Regions from separate parts of the Mus musculus genome. Here region 2 is linked to region 1. A link is a loop called in an ENCODE intact Hi-C map of the cell type or tissue named here. Cell type or tissue: heart. All regions are shown on one strand. Links, peaks and the distances in the headings refer to the core of each region. The heading gives the core; the rest is flanking DNA. Region 1 has its middle 150 kb from the start of Gm26435. Region 2 has its middle 28 kb from the start of Gm26435.

The links. Peaks named below come from ENCODE experiments on the same cell type or tissue, not always from the same donor. Only the 100,000 strongest peaks of a DNase experiment are listed, where the experiment ranks them.
Region 2: it touches region 1 in a loop (2.7-fold over the local background); 5 of 42 quality-filtered maps call a loop at or near these places.

Annotation. Positions count from the first base shown.
Region 1 is chr9:30,135,079-30,143,413 of GRCm38, forward strand. No RefSeq gene overlaps it. Among named protein-coding and RNA genes, the nearest start is that of Gm26435, 150 kb to the right of the region's middle. In heart, for the core only: a CTCF peak has its summit at 3,064 (motif pointing left); DNase peaks (open chromatin) are centred at 2,673, 2,973 and 5,283; H3K4me3 peaks cover 577 bases; H3K27ac peaks cover 854 bases; H3K27me3 peaks cover 484 bases.
Region 2 is chr9:30,260,165-30,268,499 of GRCm38, forward strand. No RefSeq gene overlaps it. Among named protein-coding and RNA genes, the nearest start is that of Gm26435, 28 kb to the right of the region's middle. In heart, for the core only: a CTCF peak has its summit at 4,844 (motif pointing left); no DNase peak of the experiment used is centred there.

The DNA of each region.
Region 1 (8,335 bases), core at 10-8,009:
TGTTTTGCATCTCCACCCCAGTGTCCCTCCCCTTGGCGTGCTTGCACAGTCTCCCCTCCCCCCCCCAACTCAGTCTATCAAGTATTTCTTGCACATGCATATACATGTCCTCTATTCATGAAGTGCTATTCTCCCTTATCCCACAGGATGGATCTCAACAGAGCTGTTCTGTCCTCTGGATACTCAAAAAACCCGCTCTAGAATAGACTAGGGATGAGAGGCAAAGAGCAAGGTGTCAGACTGACGCCATTCCTCCCAACTTGTCCTAAGCAAATTGTGGGTTTTCTTAGCACGCGCTCCTTTATCTGTGAGTGAGAAAGAGAATACGTATGCTGACTGGCTTCAGTTTTAGTAGTCCAGTGGAGTGACACTTGGAAAAGTATATTTCATAGGGAATACTGTTCTATTGAGACTTGGTATGGTGTCTTCACATGATAGCTCTTGAGTCTATCGGATTCCCAAGACTCTCCATTCTTTCTCTTAGCAGTCCCTACCCTACAAATCTCTGCTTCCCAAACAACTCTAGGAAGGGCATTGAGTGGGGGAGGAGCTTGGGGCTATGGAAATGATGATCTAGGGGACAGGGCCAGATTGCAGCCTGCAGGAATGAGTGATATTTTATCACTACCCATATCTAGAATGCTGACTTAGTCACAGACAGAAGCCTCGGGTTCTATACTAAGACCAGCACTCCCGTTTTCCTTCCTCCCTTTTTTTCTTTCTCCCTCCTTCCTCCCCTCCCTTCTTCTCTCCCTCCCTTCCTTCTTTCCTTGTTGTTTTCAGTTCTCTTAGCAATCTACTCTTAGCAAACTGGTAGAAATGGCACCTGCTTATCCCCACTAGAAGCCCAACAAAATACAGCTTTCATCACTTGATAGTGTACATGGGCAGCCCATGCAGAGGTCCAAAAATCAATGTGCATTGATTCCTAAGCTAGGAATTCATAAACTTCTTTAAGGTCATGGATTGATTTTTTTTTTTTTACTTTCAGTTTTGTTTTTTTTTTTTTTTTAAGTGAGACTTTAGACCTTTTCCTTCATTCCTGTGTCCCTGCTCATCTTCTCCTCTGCAGGGATGAATGCTCTGCCTCACCTGTGTGCCCTGCCTGTCTCTTCTCAGCACTGCCAGAGGGAAGGGGGAGAAAGGGAGAGAGGGAGGGAGGGAGCAAGAAAGAGAGAGGAAGGGAGAGAGAGATACTGAGAGAGAGAGAGATACCCATGCCACCTCAAAGCATCCACACACTGCTTCAGTCCCCTGGCTTAATCCAATAAGGAAACAAATGGATTTGAAGAATGACACCACAGAAGCAAGCGCAGAGATTGGAGCAGACTTGTCAGTTCCTACCAAGTCAAATTTGGGGAGCAAGGAGTTTAATTTGAGAGCAAAGGCCAAGACCAAATGGGGGTCTCATCCCAGCTCCAATTGCAATGGTACCACAAGAGCACTTGGGTGGCTTCCAACTTGGGACACAGGCTGCCTCTCCAGGGGAGCCTCCTAACTGCTTGGATCTGACCTGCTTTGTCCTGGCCATCCGGGGACCCTCCTGACTGTTAAAATGCAGCTTATGTTCCTCTGAAGGATGGCGAAGCACTTCCCTCATGAAAACACTTGTGATCACCAGAGGGATGAGATGCAAAAAGCATGTTTGTAGACTGCAAAGCACTGGATGTGTATGGTATAATTACTACTTCAGGGCTCTAAATCTTTCCTCCTTATATTTAGAATGAAAAAGCTTAAGGAAATCTGTGAATGGCGCGACTGAGGGGCCATTCTGTACTCCTTCCTTCCATCTTTCCTTTTTTTAAAACTGTTATTTGTTGTGGAAGGGACAATCCATGCGCAATCCACCTCCTTAGCAGACTGTCAAGGTGGAAACACGCTATCATGATCTGAAGGCACTGCGAGCCAAGACAGACCTCTGGTTCTTATTCATCGTGGATACCTGACGTCATCCACCTCTTCCTCCACCTTGGAAATCACCATTCTGCTCTTTGTTCTCCATGTGTATGAGGCTTTCACACACCCCATTTACCTGGAGACGTAACCATCCAGTGAGCAAACCCAGTTCTGGGCATTTCTCCTAAAAGAGTTGAAGTAAGGACCGCCTGGGTACAAGCAATGTTATCCTAAATATCCAAGACACTGAGCATTGTAAATATCAACGGTTGGGTGAGTGGCTAGAGAAACTGAAGCACCTGCACACAATGGAATATTTCAGTCTTAAGAAGGAGATGGGGCTCTCCATGACAACAGAGATGAAGCTTAGGCTAAGCGCAGGAGGACATGGGCGTGGGGTCAGGACGTGGTCTTTTAGTCAATACTATGTCAGAAGCTGTCAAGCTGACTCCACAGTCAAATGTCACTGAAGTCACATCCCAGCTTTACTACTTTGTTACCTGGCAACCTCTCCTGCGGGAGGTCTAGTCTTCATAATTCATAAAATGAGGAAGCCACGCCCACCCGTAAAGCTGCACAGACATTATGCCAGATAGATAACCTATGAGTAAACCTAGGCTAAGCGGCATCACGTTGATGCCCTGATCACCATTGTGTCTCCGAAGATCAGACCAGCCAGCTGGAGAGCTCTGGTGGAACTGAAGAGGGAGCCAAGCCTTGGTCAGGCTAGCCGCCAAGGCCTGAGATTTCCACTCACTGGAGGCCCTGCCCAGGCAGCTCTCCTTGGCACCACCAGCTTGCAGTTGGTCCTGGCTTTCCAGTGAGCCAGGGGAGCAGTCTCTGGTCTCGGCTGTCTATGGATCACATGATGCTGCTGCTAGTGTCAGGCTGCTCAATTAGCAGCAAATCAAGATGTTCAGATGGAGCCGGGAAGTATCAGCAAGCCAGGCCCGCACCTCGCTATAGAGGACGGCAGATTGCTCCTGTGCTGGCTACAAACTTCCTGTTAGCCTCTCAGGCCTCTTTGTGGTGCGCCAGCCTCCTCTCTGGATCACAGTCCTTCCCCTTTGGCTCTGGTCCTGCGCGCTGTCAGCACCTGGCCCTAAGAGCAGCAGGGCTCAGCTTTGCCTGCCAACAGGAACCCTCTCATTAGTTGAGGCCCCCTGCTGGCTGGTGGAGGCAGCGCAGGGAGGGAGCCTGGGTTCTCTGGCTTAGGCTGAGTTGTCCCACCCCCTCCACTAACCTGCCAGCATCTGGCACCTGAACGTGGGTGAACAAAGCTACTTTGACAGCTTCTCGCGGCCCCAGCATCAGTAGGTAATAGTCTTAGACATGATCTTAGGTCAGAGTCTTACTCTGGTTAGGAATCTGTCAGAGAATGTACCAGAGGTGACCCTGGGGAGGATCAAGCATATCTCCATATCTACCCAACAAACAGATAACCCCGAAACCATATAATGTGATAAGCATCTCACTTCGAGAGCACAGAACAGCAACCTCCCGACTGTTTCTTGCACAGCCTATGAGCATTCACAGTCTCCATACAATTGCTAAGAGTCTTGTGGGAAAAGAATATTGAGAAGGAGATCAGCACAAGAGGAATTACTTGACTTAGCCCAGTAATGCCCAATCTATGACAGACTCAGGGGTCCTGTGTCAAGTACACTGGAGGAAGGAGCCCACCCAGCCCCTAGAAGCAGAGGGAGGGGCAGAGAGCAAGGTTCACACACAACAAGGAGCAGATGGACAGGGCTGAGCTGTGCACAGCTCAGAGACAGAGCACATCATCTGGAGTTCCTAGGTTCAATCTCCAATAACTCCACGAACAAACATGTAGATATGACTGATTGTTACCTAACTTGCAGGGTAAGGGACCTCTGGGGGTGGGGGATGGGAGGGGGTGAGCATCCCCAGGCAGATAACTCATCTCAGTCAGAGTTTGAAGAAAACAGGTTTAAAACAAACTGGTATTGCCTTCCACCAGCTATGTACTTCAGAAATCCTGACATCTTAGTGTAGAACTCAGGAAGCACAAATGAGAAAGTGAAAAAAAAATACACAGCTACCTGTGACTGGGCAAACCACAACGATACACAAAGCCTTTCTCCCTTCCTCAGATCTCTATCTTTATCTTTTCAGAGAAACCTCACAGCACTCAGAAAGATCCAGTGTCCAGCATCCAGCATCCAGCATCCAGCATCCAGCATCCAGCATCCAGCATCCAGCATCCAGCATCCACCTTGGAGATGAAAGTCTCCTTGCTCCTATGTATCTGATGCCAGAGCAAAGGAAACTCTGTTAGTTCTTTGATCTCTGAAGAGGTTGCTTCCATGGTAAAGCCCTACAGGGATCAGCTACCTAAACTTCTCCATGAAATTCTGCTGTCTCTTCTCTCACTCCCTTTCAGCATCCATCATAGAGCTTGCTGGAGCACGTACCTCCTTGAAGTTCTAACAGAGAGCCATGAAGAACCCTCAAAGGGAAGTTCAGATTCCCATTCGGGCTAGGAGGTGCTGACCTGCCTCGATGGCTCTATCATAACACACCTGGAAAATGGCGCAGTGAAGTGAATCTCTTCTTTACTTTGAGCAAGATCATATTGAGATGCTAGCCAGCCTTGTTTAGGGGCTGTAGATGAGCCACATCTCCATTTCTCCATTGTGGGGGGTGCCTGGCAGTGTCAAGATTCTAACTGTATTATCTTTAAAAAAAAATGAGATGAACTCTACCTTTGACAGCACTAATAGGAATGGGTGTAGTAAAGACTTCTTTAGACTTTCTTTGTCTAAGGATGGGACAATCCAGTAATTTTTTTTAAATGGGGAGTGGCTAGACCCTCAAAATTCTGATAACTATTTGAAAATTCTTACCAGAAAAAAAAAAGCTATGCATAGATACAAGAAAATTTTACAATAGCTGATCATTTCTTGTCCCTCAAAGGCAGATGTCTTAAAGCGTCCCCAAGACAGGGCTGAACACTGAAGAAAAGAGTCATCTGGCCTGGCTTGGCCTGGGCGTTATGCTTGTGGTCAGCTCCAGGCTCTTCAATAGCTCTGTGGCTCCCTGTCATCCTGAGGGCACCTGGAAGCATCAGCCCAGGACCTGGAAGCCTAGGCCAAGACTGTATAGTCAGATGTTTCAGGTGAGGAAAGGTACTAAGGAGAGCATCGCTCTACAGCCAACAGGACTTCCTGCCTTCCTCACTCCCCCTCTGGCTACTGGATTTTCTCCAAAGGCAGCAGCAGGCACCAATGGCTAATTGCTCCAAAATAGCTAGTCTCCATTTCAGGGTGCTGCTTGCGTTTGCTTTAGTAGTTGGCAAATGAATCCTCCTAGGGATTATAATAACCCCATCCTGGCTGTGTTCCCTGGAATCTTGGCCTCTTTCCCTGGCACTTGTCCCAAAAGGGTTGGAAATCTCTGAGTATTTATCCCCTTGAAGATTCCCCGTGCTGGCCTGGCTCCTGGCCATTCTGCACACAGAAGGCCAGCTTCCTCTCTTCCTCCATAGATCAGACCCTGGACTGGTTCTCCCCATCACCACAGCATTCTGCTCAGGGGCCCAGTCCTGTTTCCAAGACGCTGCTCTCTTCCCACCAGGGCTGGCAATCTGCCCATCCAAGACTACTACTCTGTCTTCCCTCCTCACTGTCCTCTCTGTCAGTGAGGTTTTCATCCTTTGTGGCAGATCTGATTTTCTTCCCCCCACCCCCCACACTATCATTTTCATCAAAGTCTACAGCACTGAAGGGAAAAGGGGAAGGCTTCACTGTCTAAAGAGACACATGAGCAAGCAGTGCAAAAGAAAAAGAGATGAACAAATGGAGAGATCCCGCCCTCAAAGAGCTGATTGTCCGTTCTTCATTCCTGATGACAAACACATGATTTCCCCCAGCAAGAGATGCACAGACATTTTGTTTCTGTGCCTCAGAATATTATCATAGACCATTTGTTAATGATGTCACATTATCAAAGCATAGAGGAGGGTGCAGTCAAATTTTGAACACTTGTCAGGGGATATTTCTGATTGTCTATGCACCTGTTTCTCCCCACATGACTCTGAGTTCTACAAAGATAGAAACTAGATCTGAAAATCCCATGCCGCAACTCTTGTCTCCTCCCAAGCCCCATTCTCCAAAGAAGATGCTGAGTTAGGTGTAGTCAGCATAAGACTGAAGTCTTTAAAACTCATTGTTGTTGTCTGAATCATGATGGTCAAGTACACCAAATTTCAAGCAAGATTCTTTGCAGAGCATTGACTTCTACAGTCCTATGTCCTATGAGGCAATGCCGCTTAGAATGTGGGGCCAAGTGGAGAATAGAAATGGCCTTATAGGGCATCTCATTTCACTAGGTCCTTGGCCAAGATCACAGTGGGGATTGGTCGAGTGGGTGTATAGCTGGATCCTAGCAGAGCCAGCATCATTTCTGGAAAGCACACAGGGAGTGGGCTTGGTGCTATTCTTGTGTAGGAAGTACAGCATGTTTTCTTTAAGCCAATCCTACCCAGTGCTATGAAAGACTTGAGAAAGTTCTTAGCAGCTTCCATCCAAGAGCACTTGCTCGTATAGAAAAAAATGACTGAGCCAAGGAAATCACCCTAGTCTAGAAGATGCTCCTTTGCCTTCATCTGCTTCATGGCTTCCACTTTACAATCCAGGCCTACTGCCTAGTCAATAAAACTACTGTCATGTTGCCTTTTCATGGCCTTTGCCAAGTCACCATTGGCTCTCAGTGGCAATTCAAAGACAATCATAATAAATAAACAACAATAATTAAAGCATCCCATAATAGATCATATAAAACCTTTATATGGCTGAAAAGCCAAGTTAGTATCATTTTAACAAGAGAGAAGAGGGTGGGCCTGCTCAGAGGGAGTGTTTGGGAAAGGAAACTATTTTAAAGCAGCCATTGTGAGTTCTCCCAATTGAAATGAATGCACAGAGTCATCCAAGACAGGAGGACTTGTCCTATGTAACAGACTGCAAGCTCTGCGAGAAAATAGACACCATACAATGGTGAGGCTGGAACTCAGTCAGAAGCTGTTTGGTTAAATCAGACACTTCAAAGAGATATTATTATATTATTCACCAGGGTCAGACAGCCTCTGCACAGGAAAGGGACAAATCCCCTTGAGATTGGAAAACACCAGAGAAATTATAAAGGGTACTTGCTCCTGGCAAACAGAACTCCCTCTCCCCAGCCCCTACCCCCAAAACAAACAAACAAACAAACAAACAAACAAACAGAAACTTACTTGTGGCAGGTCCCTGAGAGCTGTCATAAAGTTTGGGAAATGCAAGTGGTTTTATAGCCAGAGAAATGGGAGTCTGAATGGAAAATCTGAAATCTGTCATCTAAGCTACCTTAATTTGTCTAATTAAGCCTTTTCTCATCTCCTAGAAAGCATAAAAACACTTCCCTGGAGGATATAGATATAGCCTAGTGGTAGAACATAGACCAAGCAAACACATCTACAGCACCACAAAGAAAAATGAAGCAACGGCCCATAGCATGTGGCACATAGTGGGTCCTAACAGATGTCAGTCCTTCCTCACGTGAATTACTTAGGAATGGTGGAGCAACCTGGTAAATTGGAAAAATTTGCCTTGTTCTAGGGGGTGAGCACATTCTTGCTTCCTCTGTGCCTTGCTATCAACTTAAGCATCAACAGGAGCAGGCTCCTGATCTCCAAAGGAGCTTGAAAACTCGTGGAAAAATCACCCTGCTAGTGTTTCATCCATTTCTAAGGACAGCAGGGAGAAACTAGAAACTGAGTCAACTAAGGGCATGGAAGAAAGTGTTCAAAGACAAGGCAGATTAACAGTTGAGTTGATGTTGGAAATGCTTGAAGCTCAACGAGCACCATGAAAGTGTATATGAGCCCCCTCCTTCTGCCCCCAGCTTGTTCATAGTTGTGCCCTTTGCAGGGTTCCTTGACTCACACACCAAAGGCTCCATCTATAGGATCATGGAGGCCCGGCACACCTGGAGAGTGCTACCTACAGGTCAGAAAATTGCAGATAACTAAGAGAGTCGAACCAAAAGCTGAGCAACAAGGACCAGGCAAGGAGCAGGTTGGAATGGCTTGGCTGTGCCCTCTGGGTTCAAAACTTGAACTTAGGGCAGGGTTGAGAATGGGTAGGTGTTGCTCCAAGCAAGCCTACTTCACAGTTCCTTAATGGAGCTGAGATCCACCCACCCACCCCCTCCTCCCCATTTTTAACACCTTGTAAAATAAAGAGCAGAGTCTTAAAAGGAAAGCCAAAGATGACAGTTGTAGGGTAGAAAAGCTGTGGGAAATCAGTGAGGAACAGAAGGCACAGGATGCTGCGCTGCTGTCAGTAACTCGTGAGGTGTCCGCACGGAAGTACAATAGCTGGGCATGCGGCTTGAGGACACGACACGAAGATACTGGAGCTAGGAGGAATGGGGGGGT
Region 2 (8,335 bases), core at 293-8,292, 130 kb after region 1:
TATTATCCATCTGGTCCTGAACAGAAGTTTCACTCCTATTTTCTGCTCCAATCACAGGAACACTAGATTAAAGCTCCTTCGCTGAATTGAATTTCAATTCCCTGAAAGGATCACAGTGAATCTATGAGAAGAAATGGATATGTGGCAAAGAGCAGATGTGTGGTCAAGATTAATAGGAGAGTTTCACTTTGAAACTAAAGATAGTCTATTTCCTACCCAGGATTTCTATCCTGGGCAGGAGCTGGAAAGTGGCCCATGAAGGAGAAAGTAGGCTATCTTCTCCTGAGTCTCAGTGCTGGCCATTGAATCTGGAAGCTTCCACACCAGAGGCAAAAAAGGCTCATACTAATAGGAAGTGCCTCACGCTGGTGTTCTAGAAGCAGATTGGATACTAAAACTCGGAGCATAAGACGTCCATAAAAGATCAGCAACTATGAGAGAAGGGTAATTGAGGTAAGAAAGGACAGAAAAAGATCTATGATACAGGATCAACAAAGCTTAAGCTAATTGTCTGCCACGCTCTCTTGTGTTGGACACAAATGGTCAGCGTGAGTCCATTATGATGTCTCTTTCTTGTTATGAAACAGACTATGTCAGAAGTAACATGATTCCGATGAGGTTACTCTTTCAACTGAGACCTGCCCTAGAGATGAAACAGAAAGTTGCTTATCTCATTACTTGGATGATGTTGTCTTGAAGAGGAGCTGGGTTATACATCTGCATCTCCTGTAGCTAGCATAGGTCTCTTTGCCACTTGGACCCATTTCTCCATTTGAATTCATGTAGCATTCAGAAGTCTGGTCAACCTGTCTTCTAGAGAAGCATAGGACACAGAGGCTGCTAGAACAATCATGGTGTGTTGGTCTCGATTTGCAACTGAGTCTCATAATAACTATACTCCACAACCCAATGTAGATGTCTTTAGTTACCACCTCTCTCTAAGTCACAAAGACATAGTCTGATATGACTCTAATCCAAGAAGGTTCTGTGCTTTGCTGGTGAACATGTGACATTTGGGAGTTTTCTTGTTGGACCTGTCTATTTGCAGTTTCAATTAGACAGGGCAGCAATACTTAATCCCATGTATATTGCCTTCTGACCCATTGTTCTTGACAGCCCACCCCCTTCTAATTACAGGATGATTTACATACACTAAAGAGGGCACTCCTCTTCTTGTCCATTAATTCATTAACACAAGGTGCCCAAGGTACTAAGGCTGCAACCGCAGCTTATAATTCAGTGGAAATTCAGCCATAGTCCAAGGTGAAAGCAAAACCAATAATACCAAGGCCTCTAAACCTGCAGATCCTGGAGTTGCACAGATTTTTCTATTTCCACAAGGCCTATCCTAGTGAAACCAGTCTTGTCCCCACTCCATGTGAAAGTTTTTGAAGGGAGAATGTATGACATCTTTGAGGATATCAGCCCACCTGTCATAATGTGGCCTAAACAAGTACTTCCAAGATTCATGTGGCTTGCGCCAGTGTTCCGGGAGTTCAGTGACTAGTAATGAGACATGAGCCTGATTCCTTTGGTCATCCCACCTTCACCATAAGCTGGGTTTGCAGGGTTATCACAATGAAATGTGCGATTCTGATAGAAGTGTTGACTGAGACCAGAGTGTCCATCAAACTCACACCTTTATTGTGTGTCTGAAATTGAAAACTGGGCTCTTTCAGGATAGAAAGGACCTAGTACGAGTGAATGTGTCACCAGTGCCCAGGTGCCCTCCTCAAGGAATCATAGTACTTGTCTCGGTTATTGCCAGGTTGAACAAAGCAGTAACACAAGTAAGCCTTCATAAGTGGGACCCTGTATTGTTTGGCTCGGTGCATGACTTCGTCTTTGACACTGTGGTCATTCCATTCCTATGTCTATCCCTACTATCTCCTTGGTGAGTCATTCTTTTGTCTTTGAAGTAGTTTCCTCTTCACTGGAGCTCGAAGATGGGTAGATAGTAACACATATCCAAAAGACCTTCATATAGAATTGCTCCTATATACCCATTTGAATACCCCCACCCTAGAAATCCAAGTCCCAGGTCTTCTAATCCTTGTTTCCCCAGCCTAACCAGTCAGTCCGGATTCCAGGGATGTGTAATCAGGGTCTAGTCCTTGGAGTAGCAGCTGCTTATTTGGAGCAGTTAGCAAGTCACTGAGGCTTTCCTCCTCCACCTGGCATGTACAGGCTTCGTTCTCAGCTTCCACTCAAAGACTTGAGTTTCTGTGTCTGCAACTAAAGATGCCCTCTGGCATCTACACCTGGCTATAGTGGCCCATTACTCTCAGCTGTTTATTTTCATCTTGTAGAGTGTCAATAACCCTTAGCAACCGCCATCCAATCTGCTATCCTTGGAGCTAACATTCCCTCTGCCTTTCAAATGCCTGTTACACTGTACCTACGAGCACCTTCCCCTTCTGCCAGTGAGGATGTAGGTGTCAGCTGCTAGAGCCCACTCTGTGCCATAGGCTTCTGGAGTCCACTCCACCAGAGAGATCCTAGTGTCAGTCAGGAAATAATTTACCTCAGACAACAACTTAGAACCGTCACAGATTAGCGCCACCAGAGATTGGGTTTCTTAAAAACGACTCATGGAGTTTAGGGCATGATGTATAGCCAAGAGGTCGATAGCTGTGAAAAGGCAATGAGAAAGAAGGCCTGGGAAGAATGGGAGCTATATTGTATTGCTGATGAAGTGTCATCCTCCTTCAAAGAGCTCTAGAATGGCCATTACCCAAAAGCCTTTCCCTTGGTCAAGCTGTGGAGCTGGGTCTCTGTGCTGCCACTTGGCGATGGAGCTAGCAGAGGTGAGCCAGCCCTGCAGATGAGCCAGATACTGCAGAGGAGGAGGACCTGGGGAAGATTGTCGAGGCACACTCCACAACTGAGTAGCCTTTTCTAAGGACAGCACAGCACTTTCCCATGCCGAAACAACATGCCAGCCTTGGTTTAGGTATTCCTAGAATCCAAGGCTCTGCTCTGATTAGGAGTCCTATGCTTTGCCCAGAGCCTCTTTATCAAATGTCTCCTCACCTTCAGGGTATGTATTTACCATGTATAGCATCTGTATACTTTATGAATATTTCACTTTGTAGGGAGCTTCCCCCAGGCTTCAAGCAAAATGCCATGTGCCCTGCGGGTCTTCATTTAGATAATAATTAACTAAAGGGGAGAGAATGAGGGACCTGCTGTGAGCCTCAGAGTCCTCTCTCTCTCTCTCTCTTTCTCTCTCTCTCTTTTCTTCTTCTTCTTCTTCTTCTTCTTCTTCTTCTTCTTCTTCTTCTTCTTCTTTTTCTTCTTCTTCTTCCTCCCTTTCTCCCTCCCTCCTATCTTCTATCCCTTCACAAATAACAGAGAGAGAGAGAGAGAGAGAGAGAGAGAGAGAGAGGTGGGGGGAGAAAGAAAGAGTGCCAGTCTCTTCACCTGGGGGTATCAGAGGGATTGAATGGCCCATGTTAGCACTGTGGAGCTTACAACTTCTATTGGGAAACTTACAAGAAAAGGTGAGTTCAAGGACCCATGTAAAGGGCTCTGGCAGAGATATTTCCTGAGGCTTTAGTAACACTGGGGAGGGGGTGTTATAGACCTTTCAGGGTCAGGTCAAGTTTAAGCATGGAAAAAAATGTTTGTTTTTTTCAGACAAGAAAAATTTTCTATTCTGTGTGACCTGGTGGCAGCATGGCCCGAGGGGCTGAACATCTGGGTGGGGTAGAAACCACCTCCTGGAGGTGAGGACCCTGGGGAACAGGAGCAGAATGTGTCAGGAAGGGGTGTGGCCAGGTGTCCTGAAGTCTTTGAGGCTTTGACACTGGTGAGGACCATAGCACATGGAACAGGAGGAGTCTGGATCCGTAGAATGTAAGGACTGCCACCACACTTTAGGTGAGAATGGCAGGATTATAAAAAAACAACAGCAGCAGTAGTAAATAAAACATGGTGGGCAGAAAAGTAGGCGGAAGTGAAATTGACCAAATCCAGTACAACTGGGAGAGTGAGATTGTCAGGTTTGGGCCTGAGAAAACATAAAATAACAGAGAGGGCAAGTCTGGAGCTAAGCATCTGGGTCCCATTCTACACACAGTAGGACTGCCACTGTCTAATTTGGGGCTCCATGATGCACACAGTAGGACTGCCACTGTATAATTTGGTAGAGATCTACAGAAAGCAGTTGCATGTATGGGTTTAACCTTGAATACACTAATAGAAAACTAAAATGTTAGACGTTCCTTCCTTCCAGGTACTGCAGCCACACCCTCCTGGTGCCTTTTGCTGCTGGAGAGAGAAGTGACGAGCAGGATGCTAGGATACATAAGTTATCTGGATTTTAAACCTGGCAGAAAGAGTCTAGAGAATATAGAAGAAATTAAAACCTATTCAGAAGAGTTTCTACTTAAATCTCTCCCTTAGCCCTTCAACACCAGGAAGTGGAGAACAAAGAATGCCAAAGTGGAGCTTTTAAATAAATCATAATTAGTAGCACACATGGGCTCAGTGTGGGCAGGCAATTAGACCGCTAATTGTATAAAGTGGAGAAAGGCAAAGTATCACCCCAAAATGGGAGGTTCCCAGCAACGTCAGAGATGCCCTGAAGTAACAAAGGCAACCAATGGGGCACAACTAGACTTCTAATGAATGTGTGTGTGTGTGTGTGTGTGTGTGTGTGTGTGTGTGTGCGCGCGCGGGAGCAATAGCGGCTGGACTCTAACTAGAGGGGAAATGGAGTCTCCTAACAAAGTACCACTCTCTTCATGTGCTGCCCTCCAGCCCAGAGACTCAGGCTTCACAGCTGCCCAAAGCCCCTGGGGGCTGGACATATGCATTGCACGGGTTCCACCTAGTGGTAGACTCTGGGAGTACCTTCACAACGTCTTAGCCTGGAGATACTGGGGTTTCTAACTCAGTGGTACAAAACCTGAGTACCCAGCAGGAAAGTTCTGTGTGTAGAATAGAGGCAATGCTTGCTTCTTCGTGTCCTGAAATACTTGTAATCCTGAATACCCGTTAACAGAGGAATTATAAAAGTAATTGCTGCATGGGTGCTAATTGCTGGGTTGTTTTGTTTCTTCATTCTTCTTTTTTCTTCTTCTTCTGCAATTTAATTAACTTTGTCTGCGGCCTCCTGCCCTTTGTAGGGTTAGCAATTTAATTGCAGTTTCCTTCTTCCTGTTATTCCTTTGCTGTCACGAATGCAAAAAAAAAAAAAAAAAGAAAGAAAGAAAAAAAAAAAAGACTGATGAAAGAAAGGGGTCTTGGTTCTACCAGACAGCTCACTTCATATAGGTATCAGCCTACATGGGGAAAAAATCACTATGGAAAAACCTTAGAAAAAGGAAAAACCTTAGAAAAAACAAGCAGTCGGAAGAGAAGCCTGAGATTATTCCAGAAGCTCTCCACCAAGCCCCCCAAGAAGATGTTTCATTGTTTTCTCCTTCTGACATTTGTTTAAACACACACACACACACACACACACACATACACACACACACCACTAGCCAAAGACACTGAAAGGAAAAAGACTAGACAGAGGCCAAGCAAAAAAGATGACAGGGTTAATGTGGTCAGTGTTTGGGTAGAGGGAAGAAATTGAGGGTGAACTGTTTATTGTATGTGGATGATATTCTGAACTGCTGGGTCTTGGAAAGATGGGAGCTGCTGACAGGTTTGGGGGGCAGCAGCTACTCAGCAATCCCCCAGGCTCAGCAAAGCCTCCCTGTGGGAGAGGATCACAATCTTCCACGCATTGTGATGCTGCCATGCTAACGTGCAAAACAAGTTGTTTGCTGGCCCTGCCCAAGGTGACTCAAGGATAAAGAAGGGAGTGCGTGTAAGTAGACCCTCTCCTGTGACTTGCACTCTGAAATCAGAAGAATAATGCAAAACGGAGAGGCAGAGCAGAGGCAGAGCAGGGCATATCTCTTCGCCTGGCAGGCAGATTGGCTGCCAAGTCTCCCCACTCTGTCTGCCTGACACAGACCACATCCCTCAAGAATAGAACTCTGCTCAAAATTTAAATGCTCTACCCCCTCTGCAGGTGTATGCAGGAAGCGGGGTGTTGGCAACAGTTCTGATGGAGAGCGGTAGCCCGGGTACAAAGAGACAGCGGATACAAAGCTGTTTCGCCCTATGAACAGCTTTATGTGAAATCAGGAATCAAACTACAAGAAAAGCAAGAGAGCTCCAGCAAAAACTTTCCCTGGGCATAAAAACGAGTCGAACTGAGCAAAATCATAAATGCAAACCATCCACATCACCTTTGCCACAGGGGACGAGGCCCCAGAATAGAATTTAATGCCAAATTAAATGTTCCATCTACCTCTCCCAGCAACACAGCTGTAAAACTAGAAAACAAATCAAGGCCACTGCTACTGTTGCTGAAGGATATTGGCTGATGGAGCATAAATAAGTGTATAGTAACCGATAATCTGGGCATGGGAGGCCTTGGGCTTAGGAGGTTTAGAGAGAATAAGCAGGTAGCCCTCACAAGGGGCAGATCTTAGAATCAAGGGTATCGATTACGTTTCTTTTCCTTCTGGCAACTCACTGTCTAAGAAGAGGTTTAGAAGTCCCAAGACTTTAATCAGTTTGATTGGAAGACCATAGAATCTAAACAAAACACCTACATAGTGGTACTGGGAGAAATTTCTAAGGCAGGGACTGCTATCAGATTAGCAATGGTTTCTCCTGCTTGCTTTGACAACTGTTTCCCTGTCACAGACAAGAGGATGTGCACAGTTAACAGTCATCTTGGACTTGAACTTGGATCCTGGTTCCAATCTGGTTCCCATCTTCCCAAATTCTATAGCCTCAGGGCAGGATCTCTAGACAGAACCTAAACCCTGCAGTCCTTTATATCAATGTAGAATTGGGCAGGAGATTCACAAAATTCCTTTCTGCTCTATTATTTGAGGGGGGAACACTTTGAAAAAGATAAAGAACATCCTGATAGGACATGGAAACCAACGAAGCTCATTCTCTGGGTGATGACATCGTCATGCTTTCTGTCCTGAATTCTGTTTTGTTGTTGCCTTGCAAAGGAATCTCTTCTGTGTGTATGTGTGTGTGTGTGTGTGTGTGCGTGTGTGTGTGTGTACTAAACATATATATAAACATACATATTATATATACTAAACATATATACATATATACATATATACATATATACATATATACATATATACATATATACATATATACATATATATATATATAAACACTAAACGTATATAAACATAATATGTTTAGGGTATATATACACATATAACCATATGTATATGTTTAGTATACATATACACACATGTGTATATATACACATATTTATCATATATGTATGATATATATATTGTGTATCTATACATATATATACTATAAAACATATATTTTTAAAACGAAAACAAAATTTCCCTCTAGTGAAAATGCATTCATTTACCTCATTTTCTAATTCCATTTCTGAAAATCTCACCCTTGAGAGTGAATTGTAAAGAATCAGATACCATTTTTGCTGTAGGAAGATTGCTATAATTGAGAATTGTGTTCCACATCAAGAACTTGGCATCTGATAAATCACAGACGTCACTAACAACATGATGTAAGAGCAGACACTTAACTATAAACTTCTATAATCATTTAAAATAGTAAAATTGTGCTCCAGCTCACATAAAATGGGCATAAGTGTATTGTACGTGTTGATTATACAAGAGACCCCAATGTGCCATAAAATGTAGATAGACTGCATAAAACTCTAACATTAGCTGACGATAAATTCAACCTAAAGCCAGCATAGTTGCTGGAACGGATTTAATTAAACATTAAGTGAACAATGATGTGGTTCGGAAGCTTTTGTCTCTTTGTAGATGGTCTTGAGCTGATTTGGCCACTTAGTTTGTCTCATAAACCACAAAAGCCAGCTTCAGCTGCTGTCTTCCTTCTCCTTCTGGTGAATCTCATAACAAGCATGGGGGAAGGTTGAACTGGTCCACAAGTGGGGCCATCTCAAAGTAAGAGAAGAGAGGTCAAAGCCCATACAGTAGCCTGTGTATTGGATGATAATGTGGTGACATTTTCCCCCAAACAAACATCACTTAAGTGAAAGCTTATCTAATGTAACTCTCTTTCACCTCTTCTTGTCCCTTTGCATGGTTTAAAAGTTGGACTCTGTGTTGGACCAAATATAGGCCAGCCAATAAGAGAATGGTAAGTGCTAATTAAATCACTCCACATGACACTGTTGACAGCCATTAGAGACCTTCACACCTTATCAGGAAGCAGAAAACAATTACAAGTCATTAGAATGAACTTTTAAAAGAATTTTAAAACACTGTCTCAAATATAAGACAGT